Regions from separate parts of the Homo sapiens genome. Here all the other regions are linked to region 1. The links are chromatin loops, found by intact Hi-C in ENCODE. Cell type or tissue: endothelial cell of umbilical vein. All regions are shown on one strand.

Region 1 (8,000 bases):
TCCCAGCTATTGGGAAGGCTGACGCAGGAGAATCGCTTGAATGGGGGAGGCGGATTTTGCAGTGAGCCGAGACCGCCACTGCATTCCAGCCTGGGGTACAGAGTGAGACTCCGTCTCAAAAAAATAAATAAATAAAATAAAGTAAAGTTTATTTATGCTCAATGTCAGGATTTAACACCTGGACGTGAAGAAGAAAGAACCACATAGTTAGCTTAAGCCAACACAAGGCTTACATTAAGAGCACACACACACATACACACACACACACACACACACACACACACACAGAGCTGTCCATTTGAGGATCCTAGGAAAAGTGGCATTTTGCCCTTGAAGAAGGAAAGTCTTTTTGAATAAAGAATATGTACCTGTATATGTGAGTAAAGATTGACATATAGTTGATAAGTCTTAGAATACCCAAAGAAACAGAGCAGATAAGACAGAAACACCTTACTCTTTACGTTTGGTGTTTTTCTCAGATCTTTTATGTGAAAATCTGCCTAGAAAAGCCTTCAGATATTAAAATGCATTTTTCATTCGCCTCTAGTCTATTGTTAATAGTTTATCAGTTTTGTCATGAATAATTCTTTAAGATGATATCACAGTCTCTTCTTTTCAGAAACTGTGGTGATATCCTAAGTCCAGAATCATTCAAAGAGGAAGAATAGCTATTACAGTAATCAATTTAAAGTTTAAGGCCGGGCGCGGTGGCTCACGCCTGTAATCCCAGCACTTTGGAAGCCCGAGGTGGGCAGATCAACCGAGGTTGGGAGTTCGAGACTAGCCTGACCAACATGGAGAAACCCCAAAATTAGCCAGGCGTGGTGGCGCATGCCTGTAATCCTAGCTACTCAGGAGGCTGAGGCAGGAGAATCGCTTGAACCCGGGAGGCGGAGGTTGCGGCGAGCCGAGATGGCGCCGTTGCACTCCAGCCTGGGCAACAAGAACCAAACTCCCGTCTCAAAAAAAAAATTAGAAAAGCCATTAGTGGTCTATTGTAAAAAAGTTTTTGAGTGCCATCTGTATTCCAGTTGCGTTCAGGGTTTTTTTTTTGTCTGTTTTTTTGAAACGGGGTCTCTCTGTCGCCCAACCTGGAGTGCAGTGGCGCCATCTCGTCACACTGCAAGCTTCGCCTCCCGGGTTCAAGCGATTCTCCTGCCTCAATCTCCGGAGTGGCTGGGATTATAGGGGCCTGCCACCAAGCCCGGCTAACTGTTGTATTTTTAGTAGAGGCGGGGTTTTGCCATATTGGCTAGGGTGGTCTGGAACTCCTGACCTCAGGTGATCCGCAAGCCTCGGCCTCCCAAAGTGCTGGGATTAAAGGCGACAGCCACCTCGCCCGGCCAAAAGGGCCTATTTCTAAAGCTGTTGAATCTGCATCACTTGCTCTCGAACGGTAGGACAAAGGAGCAAACCTCAGCTATGCTAGGCTACCTAGCCTTACAATAGGACAAATATTGTGTCTTAAAGTTATCATGAATTAGGAATGCTTGCCATGAAACTGTTGGCATTTCCCGCTTCTCGCCTAATGTACCTCCTGTTTTCTAGCAAGGCTTTTAAAAGCCTGAGTATTACAGCATTTATTGGGTGTAAATTCAGTTGCACCGGGTGAAATTACAAAATGTGTAAGGTACAGAAATCAAGGCCCCGCTGGGATTCGAACCCAGGATCTCCTGTTTACTAGACAGGCGCTTTAACCAGCTAAGCCACGGAGCCACAGCCGAGAAAGCCCTCGATCGTATACTACTTGAAAACTATTTCACACTTCCGTAATTTGCAACAATCCCAGCAACTAGTTTGTTAGGTGACTTCACAACAAAAATAGACATTCAGGTCTCAGTGAAAACCAAATAATTTTATTTTGAAAGGATTAATTCATAGGCTGGATTGAAATGACTATTTCCCCTTGAAAAGTTGTCCCGGCCCGGCGCGGTGGCTCACACCTGTAATCCGAGCATTTTGGGAGGCTGAGGCGGGCGGATCACCTGAGGTCAGGAGTTCCAGAACAGACTGGCCAACATGGCGAAACCCCGTCTCTACTAAAAGTACAAAAATTTGCCGGCGTGGTGGCGGGCGCCTGTAATCCCAGCTACTCAGGAGGCTGAGGCAAGAGAATCGCTTGAACCTGGGAGGTGGAGGTTGCAGTGAGCCGAGATCATGCCACTGCACTCCCACTCCAGGCTGGGCGACAAGAGCGAGACTCTGTCTAAAAAAAAAAAAAAAAAGAAAGAAAAAGAAAAAAATAAAAGAAAAGAAAAGTTGTTCCAACATGGATACCGCTAGACTCACTATAGGCTCTGGTGGCCAGGTAGGGACTTTTGCTGAACCTCAAAGGAAAAATGAATTGACTCTTTATTAACCGTCATTTTGTTTTAACCACACCTGTTCTCTTCTCTGTTAGTGTGGAGAAGCAGGGGTTATTGGTGGAAGATTAGCACATGTCTGACACGTGGTTGCTGTAGGAAAAGAACTATGAGGATATGTGGTGCATCTATCAGATCCCCCCCTCCTATCGCTTCTCGGCCGTTTGGCTAAGATCAAGTGTAGATTCACCACCCGGGCCCCCCACGCCCAGGTGGTGGCACTCATTCCTCAACTACAGGAATATTAACTACTGATGGCTCATGTCTGGGTCCGACTCTGGAACCTACCTTCAGTGGAAGGGAAGTCACTTGCTCCAAGTCACACCCCACCACTGGAGCAGCTCAAATCCCATGACTGTTGATGGAGGAATATATAGGTCTGCCCTTCCCGCCTCCCCACTATAATTAAGGACATTTGTGAAGGACCATTCCAGATTTATATACACCTGTGAGATGGGCTGGACGTATGTTGCGCCTGTATTGAATTCAGCTTCTGTCTTTTCTCAGTCCTGCTCACCTCACCCTCTCACAGATGCTGATTTTGAGAGCGTCCCCAATGAACTTCCCGCACACAAATCGCCATCTCAGTGTCTGTTTCCTAGGGAACTGACCGATGACAAAAAGCAAGTGACTGATGCCTACGGTGGTCTCTTGAGGTCAAAGTAAGTCTAAATGTGGCCCAGTCTTTCAGGAATCATTTACCATAACAAGTGTCCTAGTAAAACAACAATGATAATAATAATCTGTGCCACAAACTTTGAGCATTTTCACTACAGAACAAAACAAACGAAGACATCTACTAGTTGATTAAAAAGATGTACAGGCCGGGCACGGTGGCTCACGCCTGTAATCGCGGCACTTTGGGAGGCCGAGGCGGGCGGATCACTTGAGATCAGGAGTTCAAGACCAGCCTGGCCAACATGAAACACTGTCTCTACTAAAAATACAAAAATTAGCCTGGCGTGGCGGCTCGCACTTGTAATCCTAGCTACTCGGGAGGCTGAGGAACGAAAATCGCTTGACCCGGGAGGCGGAGTTTGCAGTGAGCCAAGATCACACCACTGCAATCTAGCCTGGGCAACAGAGCGACACTCTGTCAAAAAATAAATTAATTAAATAAACAAAAATAAAATAGGGCCGGGCACGGTGGCTCACGCCTGTAATCCCAGCACTTTGGGAGGCCGAGAAGGGTGGATCACGAGGTCAGGAAATCGAAACCATCCTGACAAACACGGTGAAACCCAGTCTGTACTAAAAATACAAAAAATTAGCCGGGCATGGTGGCGGGCGCCTGTAGTCCCAGCTACTCCGGAGGCTGAGGCAGGAGAATGGCGTGAACCTGGGAGGCGGAGCTTGCAGTGGGCCAAGATCGCACCACCGCACTTCAGCCTGGGCGACAGAGCGAGACTCCGTCTCAAAAAAAAAAAAAAAAAAAAAAAAAAAAGTGCAACTTTAGTGAAAGGAGCTGAAGGACACGAAAATGTGATTTATTATTTATGATGTTAAACTAATTTTAATTTTTCATATTCAAAGAGTTGAAATGTAAAGTTAGAAAATAAATGGCAAATTTGTCTAGTCAAAGGATATGATTCTCATTTCTAAGGCGAAGACATGAATATAAAGCATTAAACACATATACTAATAGTGCATATCCAAGATAAGACTTTACAATTTATATATATAAATAAGTGTATGCATATACGTCTAAATAGAGGGGGAGGGCATAAGGAGGGCATTTAAAATGTACATAGGCCAATTAACTTTTGAAAATATTACTACCCTTAACTAACAGAAACAGTCGTGGTAGGAAGAGGGGGAAAGTAGAAACTTGTCAAAAAACAGACAGTAAATCATGAATTAGCTGCTCCAGTGGCCCCTTCCTGGGTTGTCACCTGCCAGCAAGAGCATCAGGCTCCGTCTGGAAGCGGGGCACCTCTCAGGGGCAAATGTTTCACGCCTGCTTCCTCTGAGTTGTCGAATCCGGGCCTCGCCTCCTCCTCCCTTTTCAGATCATAGGATTTCTCTCCCCCGCAAATAATGGCCCTTACTTCGTAAACACGCTGGCTCCGTAATCCCTATTATTGTTTTGGGGGTTTGGTTCTGTCCAGGGAGGAGGTGAGGGCAGATGCTCAAGAGAGGCTGTCCCCACCGTCCTTTTGTCTCAGCGAACCGCAGTCCGCGCCCGAGCGCCACTAGCTGTCCTGGGACGGGAACTGCAGCGGCAAGTGTGTGACTTTCTTGAGCCCGGAGCCACAGGCCTGGGAAGCGCCGCTGAGACTTCAGGGTCGTAGTGACAGAGGAACCACCCGAGGCTAGGCGGGGAGAGGGTGCAGTTTCCGGATCCCGAAGGCTTCGAGAAGAGCCGACCTGTCTGGAAGGGTCTCCAAGAACAGAGAGGACTCTGCAACCATCACTCGGGAGCCGCGTCCTTTCATCCTTGAGACAGCTCCGTGGTCCAACGGTTCCCCGATCCGCTGGCCGAGATCTCAAGCTTGGATGCAACTTCGGATTCGCCCCAGGCAGGAGGAAGGAAGCCCCGATTGGAAACGTTGACTTGAATCTTCTCGGATCAGAATTAGCAGGTTAAGAAAAACTGTTTCCCCGTAAGAAGCAGGGTTCTTTGGTGTTCAATGTGGAGCTCCGCCACTCCCAGCCCGGGTGAAGGAAAACTGGGAAACAGAATGAATGTGATTATCTATTCGAAGATAAATTTCCACAAAGCATGCCGTTTGATAGTAGCTTATAATGTGGAAGTAAGGCATCCTGTCATCCGGCCGGTTAGCTCAGTTGGTTAGAGCGTGGTGCTAATAACGCCAAGGTCGCGGGTTCGATCCCCGTACTGGCCAAGTATTCTCTGTGGCTTTTATCACCAGAATGGATAGTAACCCAGACATCGATCTAAACGTGTACCTGTGTGTTTCTCCAGGCTTAACTTTGCCCCGAGAAAACGGATCTGTGAATTTGGTGCGCCCTCGCTTACTCGACAGCGGTTAATTTGAACGGGGACGTTTCTTTCCGCTGCCTCCAAGGCATACCCACATCCTACCCGTAAAACAAAGGGGCTATAGGCACCTTACAGTGACAGAGGTACGTTACGGTTGGAGGCTTTTGTGATTTTTGTCCTCCTCTGCCCCGGGGAAATTTTCTTGGAGTAAAATACTGAATTATTTGATTACTTCCAAAAAAAAAAAAAAAAACGCATGTAAAACCACCCACCGTTTGTATCACTCATGCTGGGTCATTCCGTTTTCTTCATTTCAGTCTAAGAGAAAACAAGATTATAAAGTGAGAAAGAAAAATTTTCAAAAACTTCAACGATAACAATGACAAAGATCTTTGTTTTATATACTCTGAACGCTTATTCCAATGTGAACAGGATACATACCTTTAAAAATATTTTTCTAATTTAAGAGTTTTTTAAAAAATAAATAACACCTTATTATTATACAAAGAAACATTTTAAAGACAATTTAAAAAGATATAGTAAAAAGTTCTCTTTTCTTTCTTTCTTTTTTTTTTTTTTTTTTTTTTTTTTTTTTTTGAGACAGAGTCTTGCTCTGTAGCCCAGGCTGGAGTGCAGTGGGCCGATCTTGGCTCACTGCAGCCCCTGTCTCCCAGGTTCAAGCTATTCTCCTGCCTCAGCCTCCCGAGTAGCTGGGATTATAGGCGTGCAGCACCATGTCTGGCTAATTTTTGTATTTTTAGTAGAGACGGGGTTTCGCCATGTTGGCCAGACTGGTCTCGAACTCCTAAGCTCAGGCGATCCACCCACCTCGGCCTCACAAAGTGCTGGGATTACAGGCGTGAGCCACGCTGCCTGGCCTTTCCTTCCATTTTTATTCTTCATCAGCTCAATTCTCACCACCACCTACTATAGGTAAACTCTGTCCTTAATTTCTCATATATCCCTACTGGGTTTCTTTATTTAAATACTGCATTTATATTGATTATTTTTTCTTCTTTTTCACACAAAAGAGAGCTTAGTTATTTACTCGTTGTTCTGCATTTACACTTTTTCTTAATGTATCTTAGATGTTTTAAATTGCACTTTTCAACTTTGTACACTGTTAAAAGCAGAGCTTATTTGGGAGGCCTAGGCGGGTGGATCACGAGGTCAGGAGATAAAGACCATCCAGCCAACATGGTGAAACCCTGTCTCTACTAAAAATACAAAAATTAACCGGGTGTGGCAGCACGCGCCTGTAGTCCCAGCTACTCGGGAGGCTGAGGCAGGAGAATTGCTTGAACCAGGGAGGCCGAGGCTCCAGTGAGCCAAGATCATGCCACTGCATTCCAGCCTAGGCGACAGAGCGAGACTCCATCTGAAAAAAAAAAAAAATCAGCTTATTTTCAAATGAGTTGATCCTACTAGCCAGGAATTGAATATAGATACTTCTTGTCCACTGTACAAAGTACAGGCTTTTTCATCGTAGGAAAGAGGGTGGTGAAGACGATACCCTTAATTTTCTCTTATAAGGTGAACAAAGCACTTTCTTTCCTAGACCATATGATCATCAAAGAGGTTTGAATATGGGCTCCCAAGCTGTACAATAATCAAAGGAAATTATATATAATTTCAACAAACATTTATTGATCTCTCACTCTTCGGTGTGGCAATCCGCTGTCTCTAGTGAAAAGATATGAAGGAAATAATGTTAAGTAACAAACTAGAGTACAAAAATATGTGTGTGCATGAATATTATATATGTATATATGTGTGTGTGTGCATATGTGTGTGTGTGTGTGTGTGTATATATATATATAGATATAGATATAGATTTTTTTTAGACACTGTAGCTCTATTGCCCAGGCTGGAGTGCAGTGGCATGATCTTGGCCAACTGCAACTGTGCCCAGCTGAAAGCCACTCCATCTTGGATGGTAACCCACCATATTGACTTCTGATTAACCCCAGTTCTGGGAATGCCTCTAAGATTTCTACTTTGAGGTACAATAAATCCTGCAATTAGGTGAAAACAACCTTGGTGTTATTGTAACCACATACTTACCATACACAAATCCTGCCCTTAGGCTAGGCGCGGTATGTCATGCCTATAATCCCAACACTTTGGGAGGCCGAGGTGGGCAGATTACTTGAGGTCCAGAGTTTGAGACCTGCCTGGCCAACATGGTGAAATGCCATCTCTACCAAAAACACAAAAATTAGTTGGGCATGGTGGGGCGTGCCTATAGTCCCAGCTACTCCAGAGGCTGAGGAAAGAGAATCGCTTGACCTGGGAGGCAGAGGTTGCAGTGAGCCAAGATCTGGCCATTCCAGCCTGGGCGACAGAAGGAGACCGTCTCAAAAGAAAAGAAAAAAAAAAATCCTGCCCTTAGGCAAATTCCCTGTGGTTCATAAGCCCTGGGTTTGGCTGGTGACAATGTGGGGATCCATCATCTTGTCTTGCTACCACTCAAGACATGGCTTCTGTTATTAAATGTTTCTTTCTGAGAAACTGAATTTGTCAGCCTCTTTCTTTGGCCTCTCAGCTTCCTCAGCCTTTAGGAGTAGACTTGTATAGACCTGCTCACGGTGGAATAAGACTGAAAGCAAACGACATCAGATTCTAACAGCTTTCAGAGGTAATGGTGGTGGGCAAGAGAAAGATACTCTTTCTGCATCAGACGTCTCATCAGC
Region 2 (8,000 bases), 510 kb before region 1:
ATCCTGCTTATATACTTCCTATCCTCAGTTGTGGGATGAACTTAAATGGTCTAGATTCAGCCGGGCGCGGTGGCTCTTGCCTGTAATCCCAACACTTTGGGAGGCCGAGGTGGGGGTGGGGTTATCACCTGAAGTCAGGAGTTCGAGACCAGCCTGGCCAACATGGCAAAACCCCGTGTCTACTAAAAATACAAAAATTAGCCGGGCATGGTGGCGGGTGCCTGTAATCCCAGCTACTCGGGAGGCTGAGGCAGGATAATCACTTGAGCCTGGGAGATGGAGGATGCAGTGAGCCAAGATCACACCACTGTACTCCAGACTGGGCGACAAGATGGAAACTCTGTCTCAAAAAAAAAAAAAAGTTTTATTTCTGTACAGCATATAATGCTGTTTGAAAGCATTACAAGTGTTGCTAAATTAGACATCTCCAAGGCATATCAAGTGAAAAAAGCAGAATGTAAAATAGTGTGTATAATGTTATATTTTACATAAGTAGAAAGGAAAAGTAAAATGTATTATGTATATTTGCACCTATTGCACAAAGAACACTAAGGAGAATACATAGGAAACTAAGAAGAATTGTCATATATAGGAGGTAGTGCTGAGAACTGAGCAGATGTGGGTTATGAGGAAGAAGAAAATCTTCACTTTTAGTTACTGTTTATGTGAATGTATTAACTTTTCATATATATGCATATCTATATCCTTAATTTTTAATGGATCCTAAGAAGCTCCCTCTTTTTTTTCATTCTTACTGTGTTGATGTTGAAAATTATTGTCCCTCATTTTGAAACCATATTTCATCTTACACTGCACTGAAGAGAGGAAGATAACCCAGGATAGATAGTAGGAAGTGTGGGTGGGTTAACAATTTCTTGTTTTGTTAGTTTTTCTATTACTTCCTTAACAAACTACCACAAATTTAATAGCTTAAAACAACATCCATTCATTATCACACAGTTCTGTGCGTTATAAGTCTGGCAGGGTGTCATCAAACTAATACCAAAACGTCAGCAGGCCCGGCCATGTTCCTCATGGAGGCTCTAGGGGAGAATTCGTTTTCAAACTCACTCAGGTTGTCAGTAGCATTCAGTTCCCTGCAGCTGTAGGACTGAGATAACGGTTTACAGGTTGTTCACAGTTTCTAGCAGATGCCTGAGTTCTCTGGCTGGTGGCTCCCTTCGTTTTCAAAGTCAGCAACTACCTGTGGAATCCTTCTTATACTTAAATCTGTATATATCATCTAATATACAATGGACTAAGTAGTAGGTACTCTTCATTAATTTATTCTAAAGAAATCTTTTTCAGTCGCTGACTTTGAGCTACTTACTGTTTTTGACGTGAAAAATCACAGCACTGAGCAAAACAGAGGGAGCCCCTTCCCTTTGTGATTCGCCCACTATGTCCTTGGCGCTGTTTTTGAGCCATTATTTACCTCATTATTTATCAATATTGTTAATGTCATTTTCATAGCAACCCATGTTTTAAAATAAGAGAAGGGTAAAAATATGTTGGGAGGATGAAGAGTGAAGGAAGAAATGTAAATGAGACACGTGCCAGGCACACGGGGACCCAGTGACCAGACTCCAAGAAAGCGCAGGACAGGGCTGGGCGCGGTGGCTCACGCCTGTAATCCCAGCACTTTGGGAGGCCGAGGCGGGCGGATCACGAGGTCAGGAGATCGAGACCATCCCGGCTAAAACGGTGAAACCCCGTCTCTACTAAAAATACAAAAAATTAGCCGGGCGTAGTGGCGGGCGCCTGTAGTCCCAGCTACTTGGGAGGCTGAGGCAGGAGAATGGCGTGAACCCGGGAGGCGGAGCTTGCAGTGAGCCGAGATTGCGCCACTGCACTCCAGCCTGGGCGACAGAGCGAGACTCCGTCTCAAAAAAAAAAAAAAAAAAGAAAAAGAAAAAAAGAAAAAAAAAAAGAAAGCGCAGGACAGAAAGAGCGAGGTGCTAAGACTTAGAGTGGACCCAGAGGCTCTGGCCCTCCTGTCTCCCACCACGCACTCCATTTTTGTCACATTTCAAACCTATCGCTTTTACGATATATGTTCAAAAATTGTTTAATGAACTGTAAATGGCTTGGTAAGGGCCGCATCGTAAATGGCTTGGTATGGGCCACATCGAGAACAGCTGTCAAATATAAGCCTAAGGCTAACCACGGATCTATTTTAACACTGAGCAGTTGTGGCTGAGTGTCTGGAGCTTGGCAGAAAGCAACGTCACAAGTCTGGCTTTTTCCCACGTAGACTGAACCCTCGCCCTCAAAGCTACAAACACAACAATTTAACCAACTGAGTGATCAACTAGGAGAAGAATCAATATGATCTCTTTCAAAAGCTTAAAATATGTCAAAATAGTATTATCTCAGAAAGTTTTTTTTTCCCAAAATAATACAAGACATTATCGAATTCTTATTTAACCCTTTTCTAAAATCACCCACCCACCTCATTGAATTTCCTTTAAAAAATCTTCATCCTGGCCGGGCGCGATGGCTCATGCCTGTAATCTCAGCACTTTGGGAGGCCAAGGCAGGCGGATCACCTGAGGTCAGGAGTTCAAGACTAGCCTGGCCAACATGGTGAAACTCCGTCTCTACTGAAAATACAAAAATTACCCAGGCATCGTGGCACACGCCTGTAATCCCAGCTACTTGGGAGGCTGAGGCAGAAGAATTGCTTAAACCTGGGAGGCGGAGGTTGCAGCGAGCCAAGATCGCGCCGCTGCACTCCAGCCTGGGCGTCAGAGCAAGACTCTGTCTCAAAAACAAACAAAACAAACAAATAAGAAAAACCTTTTCATCCTAACTCGTATATTATTTCTTCAAAAGAATAAAAAACGTGCAAATCTAATGCTTGTCTAGCTATTGCGACCACATTTACAAATGGATAGGCAGCGCTCCGGAGTTGGATGTAAGACGGTAGTATACAATCCAGGTGTGGTCGATTTAAGAAAAAAAAAAAAGAAAAAAGAAAAAAATTCCTGTCTAGCTAGTGCAACTACATTTATAAATGGATAGGCGAGGCTACGGAGTTCGATGTAAAACCGAAGTTTACAAGCGAGGTGTGGTCGGTGTAAAATAAAAACGAAAAAGAAGAAAAAAAAAAAAAACAAACCCACGGAAGTGGCCCGTACGGGGATCGAACCCGCGACCTTGGCGTTATTAGCACCACGCTCTAACCAACTGAGCTAACCGGCCTCCTTGGTGGGAGGGTCTTTTCTTATGTTTATTTAAATCATACCTGATCCATGCCCGCTGAATTTTTTTTTTTTTGTAATAGAAGCGTTACTTTCCCTTTTATTAATAAAATATATTTTTTTTTAAGAAAAGGAGAATTCCTCACTGTAGGCACAGGAAAACCATGCTGTTTCAGGGAAAACAATCTCAAACCACTGATTCTGACTGGAGAAAACTCAGATTCAACGACCCCAAGCAGGGCTTCCTTCCCCTCACCAGGTGAAGGACTCAGAACAAACCAAAAAGCAGCTCCAAGCTTGCGATCGCGGCCAGTTCCTCACGGAACCAACCGCAGAGCCGCCGCAGGTTCGCAGGATCGGAGGGTTCGGAGGACTCGGAGGGTGCGGATTCCTCTCTGCTCCTTGAGACCATTCCAGCCAGGTGGGCTCTTAGGCCTGGGAACCTGGGAAAGTGCACTGTCTCGCCTCCTGGCCTCGCGGTGGTTCCGCAGTCACCAGGACCCGAAATTCACAGCTGTGCGTCCTAAGCTTGCAGCTCCACAAACGATAAAATCAGACTTGGCCCTGCAGTGCCGGGCACCGGGCCCTTGGTGATGCTCGAGTGCCGGGCTGGCATCGGCGTAAATGAAAGGACCAGCGGGACGGCTCCTTTCAAGAGTCTCTGACTCCTTCCGTCCCGGGAAGACCAAGACACCCACATCTAAGACAAGGGAAGTCACCATTATCTACACCAATGATAAACGCCGGTATCTGGGAGGAACTGAGCCCAGGACCGGGTCAGGCAACTCAGAGTGTTGGGACAACTAAGTCCCTCTTCAAAGACTCAACTTTCTTGTCATAAGTTGCAAAAGTTGTACGTCAATCCTGCCTGCCCCCCGCCCCCCACCACACACATACACTCCTTTTTTTCGCAAATCCAGGGTTTACCCTATTTGCCAAAGTTTAAGTCTTAGCCAATCGGGATCAGCTTAGATTGTGCGGTCCAACCCCAGCCAATAGGGGAAGGACACAGAAACAGGAACTGCGTTAGGATTAAAAACTCCTTACCTCCTTTGTTTGGTGTGCTCTTGCAATTGTAACAGGCAAGGAGCACCCTTCTGCAGAAGTAAAGATGCCTTGCTGAGGAATTTTCTAAGTGAGGGTTTCTTTTGGCTACACCAAGCACTTGTTTCCAGTAAATCTTAGGGACTCGTCCGGGATCCCATTCTCCTTCGGGAGGGGCTAGCGATTATCTTTCATGGGGAGACGCGTCCCATTGCCTCGTGGTGGCCCCAGGAGCGGAGGATCGAGTCCCGCCCGAAGTGACGAATAAATCCGGACTCTCAGCAACGCGGACAGTAGGGAGGATCCTTAAGAATTCTGTGAGACCAGCTTGGTCAATACGGTGAAACTCCGTTTCTACTAAAAATACAAAAATTAACCGGGCGTGGTGGTGCGCGCCCTTAGTCCCAGCTACTTGGGAGGCTGAGGCAGGAAAATCACTTGAACCCGGGAGGCAGAAGTTGCAGTAAGCCGAGATCATGCCACTGCACTCCAGCCTAGGCAACAGAGCGAGACTCCGTCTCAAAAAAAAAAAAAAAAAGAATTCCATGGCGACCACAGGTAACTCTGTGCACAGACCAAGGTAAGAAACGTTGCTATTGGGGCGGCAAAGCCTTCCTTGGTGGTTGGGGTCTCTGGAGTTTTAAAGTGTGTGAGTGAGACATACCACTGGGCGCAAGGCGAGTGCGGAGTCCGGACTTGGTTCCGTGGTCACCTCATACGGCTTAGGGCGGTTTTCCAATCAGGGGATTCCACCTACCCGCCAATGCTAAGAGGTGCCTAAAATTCCCGCAAGGGAAGCAGCCAATAAGGACGAAGTGAGTGCTCACGAGAGTGCAAGAAACCTCCAGTGGAAAAAGGGGAGGTTGAGCCTCTAAGACACGGGAGTGCAAGAGATCTCTAATATTATATATTAAGCCTCACCAACCTCCAGGATGGGAAATAACCCCAAGTAAGACAGAGACTCTAAAAGGCCAAGCAGACAATAAAATTTCCCTCACAGTCCCCTAGGCCTAATGTTAAAATACTGGAAGGATAATGAAAGGACCAAACACAAGAAAAGACAGCAAATGATAAAGTACTGCTGTTTTATTTGGACTAAGGAACCCATCCTCAGACCTTCGGTCTTTTGGCCAAAGTTTGGGTGGGACGAGGACTGGATATGCCAACTCCTGATCCAGTATGTCAATGATAAAAGCCCAGTTTCTCAAGAGGAGATAGATTATGCTCTATGTTGGAGACAAGGACCTGTCCTTCTCTATCCCTTAAAGGACGAAAAAGCAAAGCCAAACTCAAAACCCCCCAAAGACGACCTAGCTAAGTCATATTCTATATCCAAAGATGCACGGGATCCTCTAGACCACCTTCCCCTGCCTACCTCTCCGCCCCGACTGAACAACAGCCCTTCCCGCACCTACCCCTCTGCCCCAAGCTAAAACTCCGTCCCTCCCCCATATAACCCTGCCCCATGGGCCTTGACACCACACACCCCCGTTGGACAGCCACTCGAACATGCCCCTCCCTTAGGAAAGCTCCAGTGGCAAATAGAACAATGCCAAAGGGATATTCAAAACTTTCCTTTCCTCTCTTCAAAGAAGTCTGCCCCAACCTTTTTTCCCTTGAGGGAAGTACCACTAGGAGGAGGGGATATTGGCTTCGTAAATGCCCCCCTTAGCTAGTGAAGAAGTTAGAAATCTAAAAAGGAGACTCAAACCACTGTTAGATGACCCTTTTGGAGTCTCAGATCAAATTGACCAATTTATGGGGCCACAACTGTATACCTGGGCTGAATTGATGTCTATTCTAGGTATTCTCTTCTTAGGAGAGGAAAGAACCATGATCTGCAAGGCTGCTATGATAGCCTGGGAGCGCAAGCACCCCCCTCGTCAGAATGTCCTTGCAGCAGAGCATAAATTCCCGGCCCAGGACCCTCAATGGGATAACAACAGTGCGGCTCACCGGGAAAACATGAGAGATAGGGATATGATAATTAAAGGGATTCAGGAATCAGTTCCTCCAACCCAAAACATTTCCCAAGCATTTAATGTACAGCAAGAGAAAGATGAAGGGCCCATGGAATTCTTAAACAGACTTAAGGAACAGATAAGAAAATACGCAGGTTTGGACATAGAGGACCCACTAGGACAAAGGATGTTAAAGCTCCACTTTGTCACCAATAGTTGGCCAGACACTATAAAGAAATTATAAAAGATAGAAAATTAGAAAGACTGTCCCATAGAGGAACTTTAAAGAGAGGTCCAAAAGGTATATGTACGGAGGGATGAGGAAAGGCAGAAGCAAAAGGCAAAAATTATGCTGTCCACCCTACAACAGGGAACTTTTCAACAGGCATCCCAGGGAAATAGAACTTGTAAACCTTCTGAGTACCAGGCTGCCAGACCCTATACAGGAAGCAAAGGGACGAAACCTGAGAATCAGGGAACCAGGAGGGGGAGAAGGAAAAACAGATGTTTCAGATGTGGAAAGCCAGGACATTTTAAGAGGAAATGTCCCGAATGGGAGAGGGAAAAGAAAGTCCTTTCACTCATGACATTTGAAGAACAGTGGGCTCAGGGGCTCTACGTCTTCCATCTTGAGTCCCACCAAGAGCCCTTGATAAATTTAACGGTGGGACCCAAATTGGAAATAGTCACTTTCCTGGTCAATTCGGGAGCAGCTGGCTCCTGCCTATGTTTTCTCCCATCAGATTTATCCTGTTCAGCCGAAGACCTTACTGTCTCAGGAGTTAAAGGGGAAGGATTCAGAGCAAAAATTCTAGAGGAAACCGAAGTCAAATATAAGAATAAGTCGGTTGCTACTAAGTTCTTCTTAATTCCTGAAGCAGGAACTAATTTATTAGGAAGGGACTTAATGTTAAGGTTAGGCACAGGCCTATATGTTAATCAAGGAAAACTCCTTACTTCCTTAAACGTACTCACCACTTCAGAAGAAAGCCGCATCCATCCCAACGTATGGTCGAAAGAAGGGAATCGAGGATGGGTTCCTCCAATCCATGTCAAATTAAAAACTCCTGGGGAAATAGTGAAACAAAAACAATACCCTATTCCCTTGGAAGCCAGGATAGGTTTATAACCTATAATTGAAAGCCTTGTCCACGAAAACAATACCCTATTCCCTTGGAAGCCAGGATAGGTTTAAAACCAGGATAGTTTTAAAACCTGTAATTGAAAGACTTGAACCCTGTATGTCCCCTTATAACACTCCAATATTGCCTGTAAGGAAGTCAGACGGGTCATACCAGCTAGTGCAAGACCTCTGGGCTATTTACCAAATAGTTCAGACCATCCACCCTGTTGTTCCCAATCCTTACACCATTTTCAGTAGAATCCCGCATAACCACCAATGGTTCACGGTGACAGATTTAAATGATGCCTTTTGGGCTTGCCCTTTAGCAGAGGACAGCTGGGACAAATTTGCCTTTGAGTGAGAGGACCCTCACTCCGGTCGATGGACAGTCTTGCCCCAAGGTTTACAGAGTCCCCAAATCTATTTGGTCATATTTTAGAGCAAGTCCTAGAAAACTTCTCCCTGCCTTCATCCATATGCCTACTCAAATACGTAGATGTCCTGCTCATTTCAGGAGATAACAAGGATCAAGTAACAGCAATTTCAGTTAACTTCCTAAATTTCCTAAGGGGACAAGGATTACGGGTCTCAAAGAACAACATCCAATTCATAGAATCTGAGGTAAAATATCTAGGACACCTAATCAGTAAAGGTGAACGAAAGATAGGA
Region 3 (8,000 bases), 180 kb before region 1:
GAAAAGAGAAGGAGGGAAGGAGGGATGGAAAGAAGGGAGGGAGGGAGAGAGAGAGAAAGAAAGGTCGGAGGGAGGGAAGGAAGGGAGGGAGAGAGAGAAAGAAAGGTCAGAGGGAGGGAAGGAAGGGAGGGAGGGAGAGAGAGAGAGAAAGAGAGAGAGAAAGGGAGAGAGGAAGGAAGGAAGAGAGGGAGGGAGGGACAAGCCAGGTTGGTGGCTGGCGGGTGACTGCAGTCCCAGCTACTCAGGAGGCTGAGGTGGGAAGAATGCTTGAGCTGGAGAAGTGGAGGCTGCAGCAAGCAGAAATCGTGCCACTACACCCCAGCTGCTCCCCAGCCTGGGTGACAGAGCCAGACCCTTAAAAAAAAAAAAAGTGTCAATCAATCATCTATAGTTTCACCTTAACAAACGAGAAAAATAAGAGTAAATTAAATTCAAAGTAAGTGGAAGAGAACAAATATTAAAGAGCAAAAGAGAATGAAATAGAAAAACAATAGAGAAGATCAATGAAATCTAAAAACCAGTGCTTTGAAAAGATGAATAATATTGATAAATCTCCAGTCGGACTGCTCAGAAAATAAATGTAGCAGGAAAGAAACAGGGGACATTTACCTAGATTATACAAAAAATAAAAGAATATTTTGGATAATATGCCAATTAATTTGACAAATTAGATGAAATATATCAATTTCTCAAAAGGTAGAAACTACTAAAACCCACTCAAGAAATAATCTGAATTGTAATATAACTGTTAAAAATATAATTTATAATTAAAAACCTCTCTAAAAGAAAAATCCAGGCCTAGATGGCTTCATTGGTGGAGTCTACCAAACCTTTAAAGAGGAAATAATATCATGTGTACATAAACTTTTCCAGAAACTGGAAAAGTAGAGAACACTTTCCTACTCATTTTATGAATTGAATATTAGTTGATATCAAAACTTGGGAGGGATGAAGGGAAACAAAGAATATAAATGTATTTATTTCTACTGAACTGTACACTTAAAAATGGTAAAGATGGTAAATTAAACATATATATTTTACCTCAATAAAATAAGCTACCATAAAAAATAAAAAATGAAATAGCCCTACCTCAGCAAAAACAAAGTGAACAAACACCAGATCACAGTTTGAGAAAAAAAAAAATTACAAACCAATGTTCCTCATGAAAATAGGTGTAAATATTCTTAACAAATGTTAGCGAATTGAATCAGCAATTTTTAAAAAGGGTGATATGCTGCGACCAAGTGGGATTTATCCTTTGAATGCTGAGAGGACTGTGCCTTTCTTTTCTTAAAGGTGTCATTTTCCATCTCTATAAGGAAAGAGTAATTGATACAGAGTAAGATGCTTTGATTTCAATACTCAGTAGCCCTGTGAATGTACAAAGTTCTCTTATCCGGACATTTTTCTTATTGTAAAAGTGGGTGGCAGCACCTCATGGAACTGTTCTGAGAGTTACATGAGATCCTGAATGTGAAGGCATTTTCTAAAATGTGAAATTTAGAATAGTTAGATAGTAGCATTATTTTTACTGGTTCAATATCAATGCCATACCACTCCTTATTTCTTCAAACAGATAACAAGGTATTACAATCATCTTGTAGTCTTAAGGAAGAGTGGGAACACTTCAAGTAAAAATACAAATAAATACATATACTTTGCTTGAAAATTTGAAAGAGAGAAGAGCTAAAAGAAGAAAACGATGAGGAGCTATGATTCAACACCTCAGATAAATTAGTATTAACTTTTTTGTTTTTACACAACCAGTTTTTAAATGCGTAAGTATGCAATGGCATATTTTAGCCTGTTTTTCCATTTTTAATTTTCCAATTATATAATTAATGCAGTCTGTTTTTCCATTTTTAATTTTCCAATTATATAAATAATGCAGATTGTTTTTATGACAAATGTAAAGAATACAAAAGTAATCGAAATTGATATTTTAATCTCTCACTTACATTCCATTTTGCTCTTTTGTTAGATTGGTGAGCGTCCCTTCGGATGTTTTTAATGGACTTTAATTTGGGGGTTCATTCGATATAAATAGAACTATTTATGTTCGCTATTTTGTGGATTAAAGTTTACACACATTTCCAAGTAAAACGATAAGAATCTAATTCTTTAACAGCTGCATAGTACCCTGTGATAGGAATGCATCACACCATTCCCTTACTAGTTAGCATATTTACATGCTATATACAAACAATGCCACAGTGGACATCCTTGCATCGTAACTATGTAAATCATGTAAATCACCAGCTGTTTCTGCCCATTTTCCACTTTGATCAAAGTGCTGATTTCCCACAAGTTATGCAATCTTCCAAAGTGTCCAGGGCTATCGGAAGACAGGCTGTTCAAAGGCAATAGATAAGTGGGGGCCGTAAGTTAGGGTCTCAGTCCACTTGTTAATTAGCAAAGTTTAGTTCCAGTTGCAGAGACTCCACTGCCAGAGCTCAGACCACAGCCTACTTCCGGGCGCCGACGGGAGCTCGCTCACTGTTTACTAACGTGAAGTTTGTATTCTTTGTTTGGAACGCTGATGATGCTCATCCTCACGCGGGAGTACTCTCATTCCAGTGCTCTTGTCCAGGTGGCACAGGAGGTTGGCTTTTTTTGCTTTTTTTTTTTTAACCAAACTCTCGTTGTACCTGAAAGTTTGCGTTCAACTCACAAAGCCCATTTTCTTGTACCTAGATAGTAATTATCCTGATTTGCATTTTCTCATGTCTATACCGTGAAAAAAAACGTTGTGATTCTGTGTAGTCGTGGCCGAGTGGTTAAGGCGATGGACTAGAAATCCATTGGGGTCTCCCCGCGCAGGTTCGAATCCTGCCGACTACGAGTTCGAGGTTTTAGATAATTAACAACAGAAAATTTAGAAGAAAGAAATTTAAGCCAACTCACGTGTTGCGAACTGAATTTGTTTGGTACTTCCCCGATCCTGAAACCCCACAACAATGGAGGGTGGAAGTTACTGAATACCTACTATTTTCATAAGATTATGGGTACCTTAATTAGCAGATACCTAGTCATTTTCCCGTTAGCGGTACCTTTGTACGGTTCTTGGGGACGCCTCTCGTTTCCCTGCCTTCCAAACCCTCCTGAAGCCTATACCTGTTACAAGTCTTGATAGTGCTTTCCTCTTCATGGAAATTTAGTCCTAGTCAGAGGTCCAAGTCTTTGGTCAATTATCAGTTTCTGTGGAATCAATGGTTCAACTGCTTTGGTCACCCGGTCTCGCTGGTTGCAAATGACTAGAAACACTGTCAGAGATCTCGACACCACCACAATCGAAAGACCAGGCTGTCCTGACAGACCCCGTCGTTTTGGCTTAGGCGGCAGATTAAAGTGTAAATTCGCCAAGTATAATCAATTTAGTAGAATACAAACTTACAGACTTAAAAAAGTGGGCAAGAATACTTAAGTTTATTAGAGGTAGTCAAAACTCGCTGACGCAGAGTTCTTCCTCGTTAGTATAGTGGTGAGTATCCCCGCCTGTCACGCGGGAGACCGGGGTTCGATTCCCCGACGGGGAGAAAAGTTGCTTTTTGCATCTTCTGCCCACTGATGGCCCCTACCTGGCTCTGAGAGCAGAGCTGCGGTGGGACCCCTCTGCCATTCCTCCTTAACTGCCAATGGACCCTCTCGACTTTCCTCACTCCTAAGACCGCTGCTCTGATCAGAGAAACATTCCAGTCAATTCTGAAACCTCAAAGTCACAGTTACTTTAAGGCCCATAGGAGAATCTAGGTTTAAATGACACAAAATGTACTCATTAAAAGTTAACGAGAATACAGTTGTCTAGCATCTGCCTCTTATTTGCATGGTCAGAAAGCTCATGTAAATGTTCAAGTCCTCCATCCTTCTAGACATCAAATCTTGGAATGAAGATATCGACAAGGCCCAGCTGGGGGCTCGTGTATGCCCCAGCTGCAATGGCTGACCTGGGCAACTCCAAACTATAGAATCCACAAGATGTCGATCAAATGTATGAGGGAAGATGACAAAGTGGCCACAGACTTTTGAGGAGATTCCCAAGTTTCAGGAGCACATGAGGAATGTCAACACTGCTGCTTTCAACAATATCTGAAGCTTCAGGCAATGTGTTAGTGAATGTATGTCAGATTTAAAATAAAAATTGAGCTACCTGAAATGGGGGGGGGGTTACTTAAAAAGCCATAGCAATCAGGACAATGTGATACTTGCTCAGGGGGTGTAAATTGGCTCAATCACTTGCGAGAATGACTTAGCATTATATATTAAATCTTGAATGTATACATGTACTGTGACTCTGTAATTCCACCCATAAGTATATCTCTCCAACAAAAATATTTATTTATATTCACTGAAATACATGTACAAGAATATTCATGGCAGCACTAGTTATAATAGCCAAACTGGAAACAATACAAATGCCTCTGTGGAGGAATTGGACTTTAAGAAGTGCCTTGACATCAGGGGCTGATTTCAAAGAGTGGAGATAGTGGAAAGTTGCCTGTCAGAGCAAGAGCAAGGGCATTTAGGGGTTGCTAAGACAGAGGAAACTCAGAATAAAAGTGGGCAAGAGGGGTGAGAACATTCCTATATTTGGCACCCTGCTAGCTTCTCTTTTGTTCCATTCCTTCAATCTCCTGGCCTTTCTCCTCTCTTCCGTTTTCTTGTTTTTCCACATCTTTTCGTCTTCTCCCTCGACCTTTTCTTCCCAACTTTATTCTGTATGAGAACCAAAGTACTGAGTGTCTGAAGTTACACTGTTTCCTGAATCTACTGTAAAGCCCAGATAAGTGTTCTTGGTCTTTGAATGTGCTGGAGAAGATAGGAAGAATAGACTGGGGCCAGAGAACTTCACCTTGAATTTTTCTAAGCTGTAAGATGAAGACATTTAACAAAATCAATAGAATAAAAATAATAAGGGCTTGGCAGCCAGAGGCTAGCTTTAACATCCACTTCCTGTGGTTTAATAAACCTTTCCCATTCTTGGGCTCTCGAATTTTTAGGCCGAGAAGATACAGTGTGTGTGGTACTGTCTACAAACCAACGAATTTATATTGAAGCTACAATCACAATCATTGTTATTGCTGCAAAACAGGTAATGCCTTGTTGCTGTTGAATGACAGTCCCTAAACTTGGGCTAACAAAACACTTAATACACTATAGGCAAAATCTTCACACACCAGACAAGCAACTTAGACTTATCTACAGAGAAAACTCGATGGAGTCTGACTTCGATTCTCAGAGCTTGTAGGTGAGGAAAAGAGAATTGCCTTCCTCAAATCAGGATTAACGTTAGGTGGTGTTTACACCACAGCAATAGATTCTCTCTTACTCGAGACACGGTTGTCTCGGATGTTGGAGGAGGAGGAAAGTAATGGACTCAGAGAAAGAGGTAAACTACAACGCAGGGTTAATAATGATGATGACAGCTAGAATGCAGAGTTCAACGCAGTGTTACCAAAGGAGATGACACAATTGTAATCCAGGAGACTCAGTTGCCTTTGGGGTGCAATTAGAAGGAAACTATTTGGGAGAAGTCAGGCTAAAACCAAACCGTAGCCGACAGGATTCGAACCTGCGCGGGGAAACCCCAATGGATTTCAAGTCCATCGCCTTAACCACTCGGCCACGACTACGCACCTGTGTAGTGCTCTTGGTTTAAGCTTTTGAAGATGTGAGCAGTGTGCCATTCTTGGGTAGTATGGTAAGTAGATACTACAGTAAAAGATGTTTTGGTGCCTGGTTACTAAGTCTAGTAACAAAGAATTTTCTAGGTGCATTAAGAGCTTCCAGCTTTTAGATGAAATAAGTCATCCATACTGAATTGGAATTCAGTTGAGAAAAGTGGAGTTCAAAGGAGCATTCTGAGACAAGAGACTTGGATTTTCTCTCCCCCTAGAACTCCACTTGCTAGTCACGGTTGATGCACCTGTTCACAGGTATTTGTGAGAAACCAGCAGAAAGGGAGTTTGGAGCTGAGGGTCTGATCCTAGTAGCTTCACAGCCTCAAATGACAATAGCACAGGAAACCTGCTAGAGGAAATTTGAAGGAATTATGACCTTGGAGTCATTTGCTTTTGCTTTCAGTATTGAATACTAAACCAGAAATATCTTCAACAGCTTTGAACTGCTTTGTCCTTTCTCTGGCTTAAAGAATTCGTTGAAACCCAATTTGAGCAGGGGTGCAGGATGAGAAGGGGCAGGGAAGACCTAGCCCTCGTGGACCCTCTGAAGAAAAAGTTGATGGGAAGGTCTCCATCCTCTCAGGAAAACTCACTCCTTTTCACCTTCCCCAGGGAGGGAAGCAGGCAGTCCCAGGAGCCAGGGGAATATGGAGAAGCTTAGATAACATGTTTTCCAAAATTTTGCAGCTTGAGAACATTGTCTGTCCCTCCTAACGTAAAAGAGCTTGTGAATGCCACATTAAATCTAGCTATATTAATACCTTTTTACCCCCTAGGATTAAAGACTGTTGGTTCAGGAAAACACTGCAGAACCAGGCTTTTATTGTTTATTCTTTAATGGGGAATCTCAGGGATTACAGCTTTGAGTTCTGGGAATTGAAATGCTTGGCCAAAGTACCACCAAGTAGATTCAGACAGACTTTCAGATACAAACGAGAGAATCTCTTTTACACCTGAGACCCTCGAACTCTCTTGCAGATACAGTTTTCCCACATGCATTTTCGTTTAGGGCAGACAAAAAGGCAGTTGCTCCTGAAGTGAATTGCATTGTGTTGCCCAGAAAGATATGTTGAAATCCTAACCTGTGGTACCTGTGAGTGTGACCTATTTGAAAACAGTCTTCGCTGATTTAATCAAGTTAAGAGAAGATCATGCTGGATTCAGGTAGGCTCTAAATCCAGTAATCCAGTGACTGCTGTCCTTATAGGAAGTGAGAAATTTAGAGACACAGACACATAGTCACTAGTTCAAAAGCTATGTTGAGAGGGAGGCAGAGACTGGAGTGATGCAATTACAAACCAAGAATGCCAAGGATTTTCTTCAACCATCAGGAGCAAGGAAAGAGGTCTCAGATTTTCCCTCAGAGCACCTAGAAAACAACCAACCCGGCCAAAATCTTAAGAATAAATCTGTCTTTTTAAGTTACCCAGTTTATAGTAATTTGTTAGGGCAGTCTTAGGAAACTAATCAGCTCCCTTACCCATGTTCTTGGAACAAGATCCTTGCTGTTGCTGCCTTAGCACTTCTCCATTCCACCAGGAAGCTCGTGCAAATGGTGACTCACTTCTTTTTTTCTTTTTCCTTGAGATGGAGTCTTGCTCTGTCGCCAGGCTTGGAGTGCAGTGGCAGGACCTTGGCTCACTGCAACCTCCAACTCCCTGGTTCAAGAGATTCTCCTGCCTCAGCCTCTCGAGTAGCTGGGATTACAGGTATGCACCACCATGTCCAGCTATTTTTTTTTCTGTATTTTTAGTTTCATCATGTTGGCCAGATGGTCTTGAACTCCTGACCTTGTGATCTGCCTGCCTCGGCCTTCCAAAGTGCTGGGATAACAGGTGTGAGCCACCGCGCCCAGCTGACTCACTTCATTTTGAAGAAAACTCACTTAGCGAAACAATCCAAACTAAAAGAAATCATTTATGTTCAAAGACACTTAGGATATTTTGTTATAATAATGAAATAATTAAAATAACAAACATTTCCAACAATGGGAGGGAAGATGATTACATAATATAGGTTATATCTACCTGGAAAAATGCTACAAAGCCAATAAAAACGATGTTTTGCAACTCTTACTAGTGGATAACAAAAATAAATAAATAAATAACAGTATTTTCGAAAAGATTGTGATAGTTCAGGCAAGAAGCATGTGATATAATGTTAAATGAAAAGAGGAGAATTTTTTAAATGCATATATTGTATAACCTCAAGTAAAATTTTTGCATTATACGTATTTGGGAGGTGTGGGAGAATACACCAATGCATTACCATTTGTGTCTGGGTTGTAGGATCATAATGGGTTTTTTTCTTTGTTTTTCTACT

The links. Peaks named below come from ENCODE experiments on the same cell type or tissue, not always from the same donor. Only the 100,000 strongest peaks of a DNase experiment are listed, where the experiment ranks them.
Region 2: a loop joins it to region 1, with 7 times the contacts of the local background. A loop is called at or near these places in 29 of 110 quality-filtered maps.
Region 3: a loop joins it to region 1, with 3.0 times the contacts of the local background. A loop is called at or near these places in 27 of 110 quality-filtered maps.

The regions. Positions count from the first base shown.
Region 1 is chr6:27,683,053-27,691,052 of GRCh38, forward strand. TRT-AGT2-2 (tRNA-Thr (anticodon AGT) 2-2) reads right to left here and starts at 1,716; the gene lies at 1,643-1,716. TRI-AAT2-1 (tRNA-Ile (anticodon AAT) 2-1) reads left to right here and starts at 5,136; the gene lies at 5,136-5,209. RefSeq lists silencers at 1,599-1,738, 5,103-5,382, a cis regulatory region at 4,222-5,610 and an enhancer at 4,863-4,942. In endothelial cell of umbilical vein, a CTCF peak has its summit at 4,562; DNase peaks (open chromatin) are centred at 1,599, 4,569 and 5,179; H3K4me3 peaks cover 805 bases.
Region 2 is chr6:27,174,085-27,182,084 of GRCh38, forward strand. TRI-AAT5-2 (tRNA-Ile (anticodon AAT) 5-2) reads right to left here and starts at 3,204; the gene lies at 3,131-3,204. RefSeq lists a cis regulatory region at 3,043-4,120, a silencer at 3,110-3,259 and enhancers at 3,462-3,661, 3,852-3,951, 4,302-4,361. In endothelial cell of umbilical vein, a CTCF peak has its summit at 3,783; DNase peaks (open chromatin) are centred at 3,077, 3,237, 3,897 and 4,037; H3K4me3 peaks cover 2,045 bases; H3K27ac peaks cover 1,156 bases; H3K27me3 peaks cover 832 bases.
Region 3 is chr6:27,500,280-27,508,279 of GRCh38, forward strand. It overlaps TRS-AGA2-4 (tRNA-Ser (anticodon AGA) 2-4), which reads left to right and starts at 2,760; the gene lies at 2,760-2,841. TRD-GTC2-7 (tRNA-Asp (anticodon GTC) 2-7) reads left to right here and starts at 3,465; the gene lies at 3,465-3,536. TRS-TGA4-1 (tRNA-Ser (anticodon TGA) 4-1) reads right to left here and starts at 5,630; the gene lies at 5,549-5,630. RefSeq lists enhancers at 2,171-2,450, 2,631-2,680, 5,363-5,442 and silencers at 3,481-3,600, 5,553-5,984, 5,563-5,622. In endothelial cell of umbilical vein, no CTCF peak of the experiment used is centred here; DNase peaks (open chromatin) are centred at 2,932 and 3,442; H3K4me3 peaks cover 1,086 bases; H3K27ac peaks cover 648 bases; H3K27me3 peaks cover 270 bases.